2 separate regions of the Homo sapiens genome follow, and region 1 is linked to region 2. A link is a contact called in ENCODE Hi-C or POLR2A ChIA-PET data. All regions are on one chromosome and are shown on one strand. Each heading gives the region's core, a stretch centred on a gene start or an enhancer-like site at or near the end of the contact. The rest is flanking DNA. Distances are from core to core; before and after follow the strand shown.

Evidence for each region. A loop is a pair of places that touch in the nucleus more often than their neighbours do. ChIA-PET counts read pairs that join two places held with the same protein, here RNA polymerase II (POLR2A). Pooled maps may share reads with other maps.
Region 1: a map of naive thymus-derived CD4-positive, alpha-beta T cell shows a loop between it and region 2 (15-fold over the local background). The contact joins the promoter of MKRN1 here to the promoter of NUP205 in region 2. A Hi-C loop is called at or near these places in 1 of 168 maps with a recorded cell type or tissue (naive thymus-derived CD4-positive, alpha-beta T cell) and 6 of 50 pooled maps. POLR2A ChIA-PET finds 5 or more read pairs at or near these places in 1 of 52 experiments (naive thymus-derived CD4-positive, alpha-beta T cell).

What each region holds. Positions count from the first base shown.
Region 1 is chr7:140,477,092-140,480,949 of GRCh38, reverse strand. It overlaps MKRN1 (makorin ring finger protein 1), which reads left to right and starts at 1,445. Exons shown (of 8, transcript NM_013446.4): 1 at 1,445-1,790. The coding sequence starts at 1,606. RefSeq lists enhancers at 98-1,008, 1,339-2,179 and silencers at 1,315-1,424, 1,715-1,854, 2,135-2,214.
Region 2 is chr7:135,555,899-135,559,717 of GRCh38, reverse strand. NUP205 (nucleoporin 205) reads right to left here and starts at 1,801. Exons shown (of 43, transcript NM_015135.3): 1 at 1,746-1,801. The coding sequence starts at 1,773. RefSeq lists enhancers at 1,091-1,210, 1,281-1,340, 1,401-1,450, 1,831-1,960.

The sequences.
Region 1 (3,858 bases), core at 196-2,695, 4.9 Mb before region 2:
ACATGTATATTAAAACAATGTTTTACACCTTAAATACATACAATTTTAAAGACGCATTAAAAAAAAAGCTAGGATATTCCAGACATATTTTGTTACTCATTATGTATTCACTGCAGTGTGAAAAGCACAATGCAAAGGGGTTTTTTTTTTTTTTTTTTTGCTTTTTGTTTTTTTTTTTTGAGATGGAGTCTAGCTTTGTCGCCCAGGCTGCAGTGCAGTGGCTAGAGTGCGGTGGCGCGATCTCGGCTCACTGCAAGCTTCGCCTCCCGGGTTCACTCCATTCTCCTGCCTCAGCCTCGGAGTAGCTGGGACTACAGGCGCCCGCCATCATGACCGGCTAATTTTTTTGTATTTTTTAGTAGAGACGGGGTTTCACCGTGTTAGCCAGGATGGTCTCAATCTCCTGACCTGGTGATCCGCCCCCCTCGGCCTCCCAAAGTGCTGGGATTACAGGCGTGAGCCACCGCGCCCGGCCAGTACAAAGGTTTTTAAACAGATTCTCATTTAACTTTCACAGCCATCTCTGAAGTAGGTACTATTATCTATTACTATTATTATTATTTTGAGACGGAATTTCATTCTGTCGCCCAAGCTGGAGTGCAGTGGCGCGATCTCGGCTCACTGCAACCTCCGCCTCCCGGGTTCAAGGAATTCTCCTGCCTCAGCCTCCTGAGTAACTGGGACTAGCCACTACACCCGGCTAATTTTTGTATTTTTAGTAAAGACGGGGTTTCACCACGTTGGCCAGGCTGATCTCGAACTCATGACCTCAGGTGATTCGCCTACCTCAGCCTCCCAAAGTGCTGGGATTACAGGCGTGAGCCACCGCGCCTGGCCTATTATTATTATTATTGTCGTTTTTACAGAGGAGAAAGCAGGAGCACCAAGAGGTAGGATAATTTGCTAGAAGACCCATGGCTTAGAAAGGGAAGCCTGGAGATAAGGGGACCAGCCCTCTAGAGCATTGCTCAGCCAAAATACTTGGCCAAGATCACATCTCTGATACCAGGAATGAGATAACCTTTATTAAGTGTTTACCATGTACCAGGCACTAAGCTCAGTGATTTCTAAGGACATCATATAATCCTCACAGCAACCATATGTGGGTCTGCTGTCATCCTTATTCGAGAGAGGCTGAAACGGAGGCTCAGATAGAACAAGTACCTAGCTCAAATATTACTAGAGAAATGGGAAAGTGCAGATTCAAACCCAGGTCTTCCGACTGCAAGTCCCTAGTCCCCAGCCCCAGCTCCACTATATCAGCCTCTGCTAGGAAGAAAGCCGCTAACTATGGACTTTCGTCGCCGGGGTTTCGAGCCTAGGACACACCTGTACAGACCCCCGTTTGCCCCGCCCCTTTCCGGAGGAGACGTCCCCTCCACCAATGAGCGGCGCCGTGGGCGGGCCGCGGGCGCGCATGCTCTGGGCCCGCAGTTGAAGTGGCGAGAGCGCTCAGATACGCGACGCGTAGCAGGCGGGGACCGAACGGGTGCCTCAGTGTCCTTCCCCTCCCCTCGCCTGGCCTCGCCGTCCTCTCCCCGCAGCCGGACCGGAACTATGTGATCCCGGAAGTTCCGGGGCCTTTGCTGTGTGGGATAAACAGTAATGGCGGAGGCTGCAACTCCCGGAACAACAGCCACAACATCAGGAGCAGGAGCGGCAGCGGCGACGGCGGCAGCAGCCTCCCCCACCCCGATCCCCACAGTCACCGCCCCGTCCCTGGGGGCGGGCGGAGGGGGCGGCGGCAGCGACGGCAGCGGCGGCGGCTGGACTAAACAGGTCACCTGCAGGTAGGACGTTGCGCGGCGGAGCGCCGGGCGCGGGGAGGGGGCCGCGGGCCAAGCCTGCGGCGCGGGAGGGAGGAGGGCGGCCGGCCTGCGGCTAGAGGCGCGGGAGGGCGGGGACCGGCGTTGTCTCGATCTCTGCAGCCCTCGCGGCCCCCGCTGCCGCCGCGTTCCCCCAGTCACTGCGTCAACCCCCGCTGGGCCGCGGAGCCCTCAGCGCTGTCCGCGGAGGCCTGGCGGTGCGCGATTACTGCGGAGCCGCGGGGCTGCACCGCCGCTTACACTTCCCTGAGCGCTGCCTGAGCTGGCTGCGAGCGCATCGGGGAGAGGTGGGCTGGCTCCTCCCCTGCCGCTGGAAGGATGCCCCCGCCGCTGCCTCCGGCTCCCGGGGCTCGGGAGGTGGTCACTTGAGGCCGGTCTCCCAGCGATCCTCTCCGGGCCTAGACACCCCGCCGAGGGCCCCAGCGAGCTTGCCTGGCTCCCGGCCCTCTCCTCTCTCCGTGCCATCCGTTTGTAACGTCTTTTCACGTCCCTCCGTCCCTCCGCCCCCCATCCTCCGCCCAACTGTGAGAAGAAGCTTTTGTATTTCTTCTTTGTATGTTTGTCGAGGTTGGCGGTGCTGAGCTTTGTCTTAGAAGCAGGCGTTCGGGGGCCGGGGTCGTCTTCTCCACCCGCGGTTTTTTTGAGCTGCAGATTATTACCCTCCCCCAGCGCTATGTTCCTCTTTTGAAATTTACGCATCTTCCGAAGGGAGTGAAAGGGCTCTTCGCTCCCGGAAGAGAGAGAGGTTTGGTTTTGGTTTGATATGCGAGACGAAAATATTAGAAAAATTAAGGGATGGCGGTTGTATGGATGTGTATGGTTGTAAAAAACTACCTAGCTCTACGCAGAAGAGGGCATTTAATTGTACGTTTTTTATTTTCCGGTTTTTAAATAGTGATCAGTAGCGACTGTAAGCTTTTCTTTTTCTATCAGTTGAATAAATCAACTGAAATGCCGGTTTTCACCTGGGTGGTATAATTTATATGCAAGTATGTAAAAATGATTCCTAATTAGAACTTGTAGTATTAAGGGTGAAATTTGAAACCTTCCCAGTCTTTGATGTGATACATTTATCCTGGCGACCTTCGAAGGTCTCTCAGCCTTTGATATGATACATTTAAGGTGTGAAGGATAAGCTTAATTATTTTACATAATGGGATGTAGAAAGCATAAACGCAATTTCAGGTCACTTGTCTTATTCATCGGTGGATTGTAAAAGTGGAATATTGCCAGGAATGATGATTTTAAAGTTTCTACTCATGGAGCAAATTATTTGAATATCTGTTTCCCTTTTACAATGCTACAGTTGATCTATATGTGCTAGTTACATCTTTTAAAAGATTGAAACCGGCCTGTCGGGGTGGCTAGGTCGGCGTGGTGGCTCACGCCTGTAATCCCAGCATTTTGGGAGGCTGAGGCGGGCGGATCGCCTGAGGTAAGGAGTTCGAGACCAGCCTGGCCAACATGGTGAAACCCTGTCTCTACTAAGAATACAAAAATTAGGCCGGGCACAGTGGCTCACACCTGTAATCCCAGCACTTTGGGAGGCCAAGGCAGGTGGATCACGAGGTCAGGAGCTCAAGACCAGCCTGGCCAAGATGGTGAAACCCCGTCTCTACTGAAAATACAAAAAACATTAGCCGGGCGTGGTGACAGGCGCTTGTAATCTCAGCTACTCCGGAGGCTGAGGCAGGGAGTTGCTTGAACCCAGGAGGCAGAGGTTGCGGTGAGCCAATATCACACCACTTCACTCCAGCCTGGGCGAAAGTGAAACTCTGTCAGAAGAAAAACAAAAAAGAAAAAGAAAGAAAAGAAAGAGCTTAGATTTACTAGTTTTTGGGGGTTTTTTGTATAGCTTTTGCTTGAGACAGTTTTTTATTGTTGTGCAGATTCCTTGATAGGTCTGGGGTTTTAGTGTTTGACATTGTTTTCGGTTGTTCTAGGTACCAACATGATCTCTTACTTAAAACTATTTTCTCCTTTAGATAGAGGAATGTCAACTATCATTTTTTTTTTTTTTTTTTTGAGACAG
Region 2 (3,819 bases), core at 552-3,051:
CTCCATCTCAAAAAAAGAAAAAAAAAAAAAAGGAAAATAAATGTGTATACCTTGCGTACTGGCTCACACCTGTAAACCTACCACTTTGGGAGGCCGAGGCAGAAAGATCGCTTGAGGACAGCAGTTCGAGATCAGCCTAGCCAACATGGAGAAACCCCACCTCTACTAAAAATACAAAAATTAGCCCAGCGTGGTGGCACATGCCTGTAATCCCAGCTACTCAGGAGGCTGAGGCAGGAGAATTGCTTCAACCTGGGAGGCAGAGGTTGCAGCGAGCCAGGATCGCGGATCGCATCACTGCACTCCCGCCTGGGAGACAGAGCAAGACTCCATCTCAAAAAGAAAAATTAAAAAATAAAATAAAATAGAGAAATGTATTATATACAACCACACGTTAAGCATATCTAATTGGGAAGGAAGGACCGCAATATTAAGCATGTAACTTCATTACTAACCTTCTAATATATACGTCTAATATCATAAAATGAATTAGGTTGTGCTTAAGCAGTAGCACTAAGTAGTTTAAGCACCTAAGACTGACTTAGATCATTAGATGTTTAACTCTGGGGACATTACGTAACTATTTGAAGCCTCTATTTCCAAATCTGTAAAACGGAGTATGTAACAGTAACTACTCCAAAGGTGTATAAACGGGAACTGAATGAGATAAGCACGATAATAAGTGCAATGCTGGGATATAGTATGTGTTCAGTAAACATAGCCTTCATTATAATTTATCATAGCTTTTCTGAAATGATTTGATTTACAAAACAGATTTAGACAACTTTTCAAGAATATCAGTCCTGTGGAAAATAGAACCAATACTTTAAAAAAGAGTCCTTTTAAGTGAGATTCTCACAAGCATTTACCACACAGATATACTCTTAATCTTGCCCGCGAACTTCAGAGCATCTCAATCGAGGCATTAACATTCTAGGCACCAAATTATTTTTCCGGACTGCTCTGACCATGAAGGACTTTCTGCATCCTTGCCCCGCCTACTATGCGACAGCAGTGTACCCCAGGAAATATGACAATCAAAATGCACTCACTCATTCAAACACCACTGGAGGGCGGTACGGCCCGAATTGAGAATCACCGAAAGAGGATCCACCCCAAATCTTCCAGAGTTCCTTTACTACCTTCTAGATTCAATTCCACCCCGAAAATCTACAGCTCCAAAGGTACAAGAACATCCAGGGCCTAACCACATCCGCAGGGTTAGAAGACGTCTGCTGAAGCCCCGCCACCCTCTTCCTGACCACCTTTCAGATGGCCGACTTCATAATAGGGAGTATTCGCTGCCTGCAAGATCTCCCACCCTATAAGGAACTCCGACGCCTACTTTCAGCCTCTGCTCATGGCTGGAAAATATCTCGGGTCCTCTGGCTTCACTGTGGAAGACCTGATGCGTATTCCAGCGAAATCGGGACCACAGACGCACAGTGAAACTTGGGGGTGAGGGGGACCAGACTCAGCCCTGGGCTGTGAGAGATTACACACCTGGGTCCAGCGGCCCAAGCCTCACTGCCTGGAATCTCAAACCCCAACTCGAGGGCTGGAGCCGCAGCACCGACGCGCGCCATTCAAACTGGGGAGGGGTGGGACTCTAGGCCCAGAATTAGGGAAAAGCAGGCACCGCACATAAGTGGGGTCCTAGACTCCGAGAAACCTCACGGTCTCGTCTCTCCATGAAGACCTGGTTATCGCTCAGCTCAATCGTCTTTCTGTCTGGCCACACTTACCCGAATTTACCGCCAAAGGCGTCGCCATCTTAGAGGCGCACTAACAGAGCCCTTCTGCCGCATGGAGGCCCCGGGAAAGGGTGAGGCTGACCTGAGCGAAGCCTGAACAAAAAGGCACCACACTGTCCCCTCCACGCTGGGCCGTCCCAGGCGTACAAAAGGCTCCAGAATCTGCTCTGGGTCACAAACATCAATTTTCATTGGGATTATTCCCATTCAAATAAGGCGAGGGCAACCACTTCAGAGACACGAGGTCCTCGATCCGACGTTCATCGTGTAGTGCATCCTGGGACTTGTAGTTTCTAATGATGAGTTGGTTAAGTGGAGAGGAAAAAGTAAAGTGGAATAGAAAAAGATATTCTGAGAGTAGTTATTAAAATGACGCCCATTTATGACATTATAAAAGCCGTAAATTCAAATCATTATCTCCGCTTCAAGTTAAATCTTCCTTACAGTGGGGAGTGAAGTAAGGTATGAAGTGTCTACACCTCAAAAAGCCACTGACCGGTTACAAACTAAGTTTCCGTGACATTTCAGTTTACCAAATATATTCTGTCAACATAGTTGCGTAGAGCGAAACAAATCATAATTTTTAATTATAAAATTTTCAAACGGATACAAAATTAGAATAGCAAACACTCAGCATCAATAACGTGGCCAATTTCCCACCACGGCAGCCCCAACCCACCCTTACCACCCCAACACCCTCCCCTCCCCACCCCCCGCCCCCGATTAGTTTGAAACAGATTCCAGACATATCGTTTCATAATCACCAAGTATTTTTCTACCTGAGCACCCAAAGTAGCTGAACTCTTTCTTCAGCTGTTAAATTTTAGTTTGCTGATTTTCAAACTAAAATGTAAATAATCATTGCTATTTACAGCTATGTATTAAGAAAAATTTTATAGCCATTATCTCATTTAATCCCTGCAAACCATTCTATTGGGAAAATGATATGATTATAACTATTTATGTCAGAGACGCTCCATGTGCCTTACAATCTCATTGTATTAACTCTCCATCATTCCCATTTCACTGTTGGAAATCAGAATCAAATAATTTAGACAAAAGCATAGAGTATGTTAAGAATATCCAGAACTGGCAGGGCGCAGTGGCTTATGCCTGTAATCCCAGCACTTTGGGAGGCCAAGGCAGGCGATCACTTAAGGTCAAGTGTTTGAGACCAGCCTGGCCAGGAAGGTGAAACCCCGTCTCTACTAAAAATACAAAAATTAGCCAGGCATGGCGGCACGCACCTGTAACCCCAGCTGTTCGGAAGGCTGAGGCAGGAGAATCCCTTGAACCCGGGAGGTGGAGGTTGCAGTGAGCTGAGATCATACCACTGCACTCCAGCCTAGGCAACAGAGTGAGTGAGACTCCATTTAAAAAAAAAAAGAATATCCAGAACAGAACATTTATTCTTTTGAACAAATAATATCAAGTGACACAATGTACATTAGGTTTGAAACACAAAAATCACTGGTGATTTTTTCTAAAAGTCATTGATATATAGAGACAAATGCCAAACTACGATTAAAGTGGTTTTAAGGAGTGAAGTGGGGAAGAGAGAAAGTAAACGCAAAGGAATTTTTCAAGAAGTTTATCATGAAACTGAGAAGAATACTGAGCAGGAACTTGACAGGAAGCGGCATTCAAAGATTTCTCTCTCAGCACAGCTATTACAAGCCTTTCCCTCTCCACATGCACTTTTTAAGCCCACACGCTTCCCTCTCAGTAGATAACTTTGCTTTCTATAAAGTAACTCTTTAAATTCCAGCAACTCCTCTTCACCTGTCATTACACTTTACAAGCATTCTCTCACAGGCTTCTTCAATTCGTAGCAATTGGGATATTGCCATCATAAGCCCCTCTAAAACTGCGCTTGGTATGTTTACCAGTTATCAGTCATCAAATTCCATGGGCACTTTTCTGAATTATGATAGTTATAGGCCGGGTGCAGTGGCGCACGCCGGTAATCCTAGCACTATGGGACGCTGAGGTGGGAGAATCACCTGAGGTCAAGAGTTCGAGACCAGCCTGGCCAACATGGTGAAACCTTGTCTCTACTAAAAAT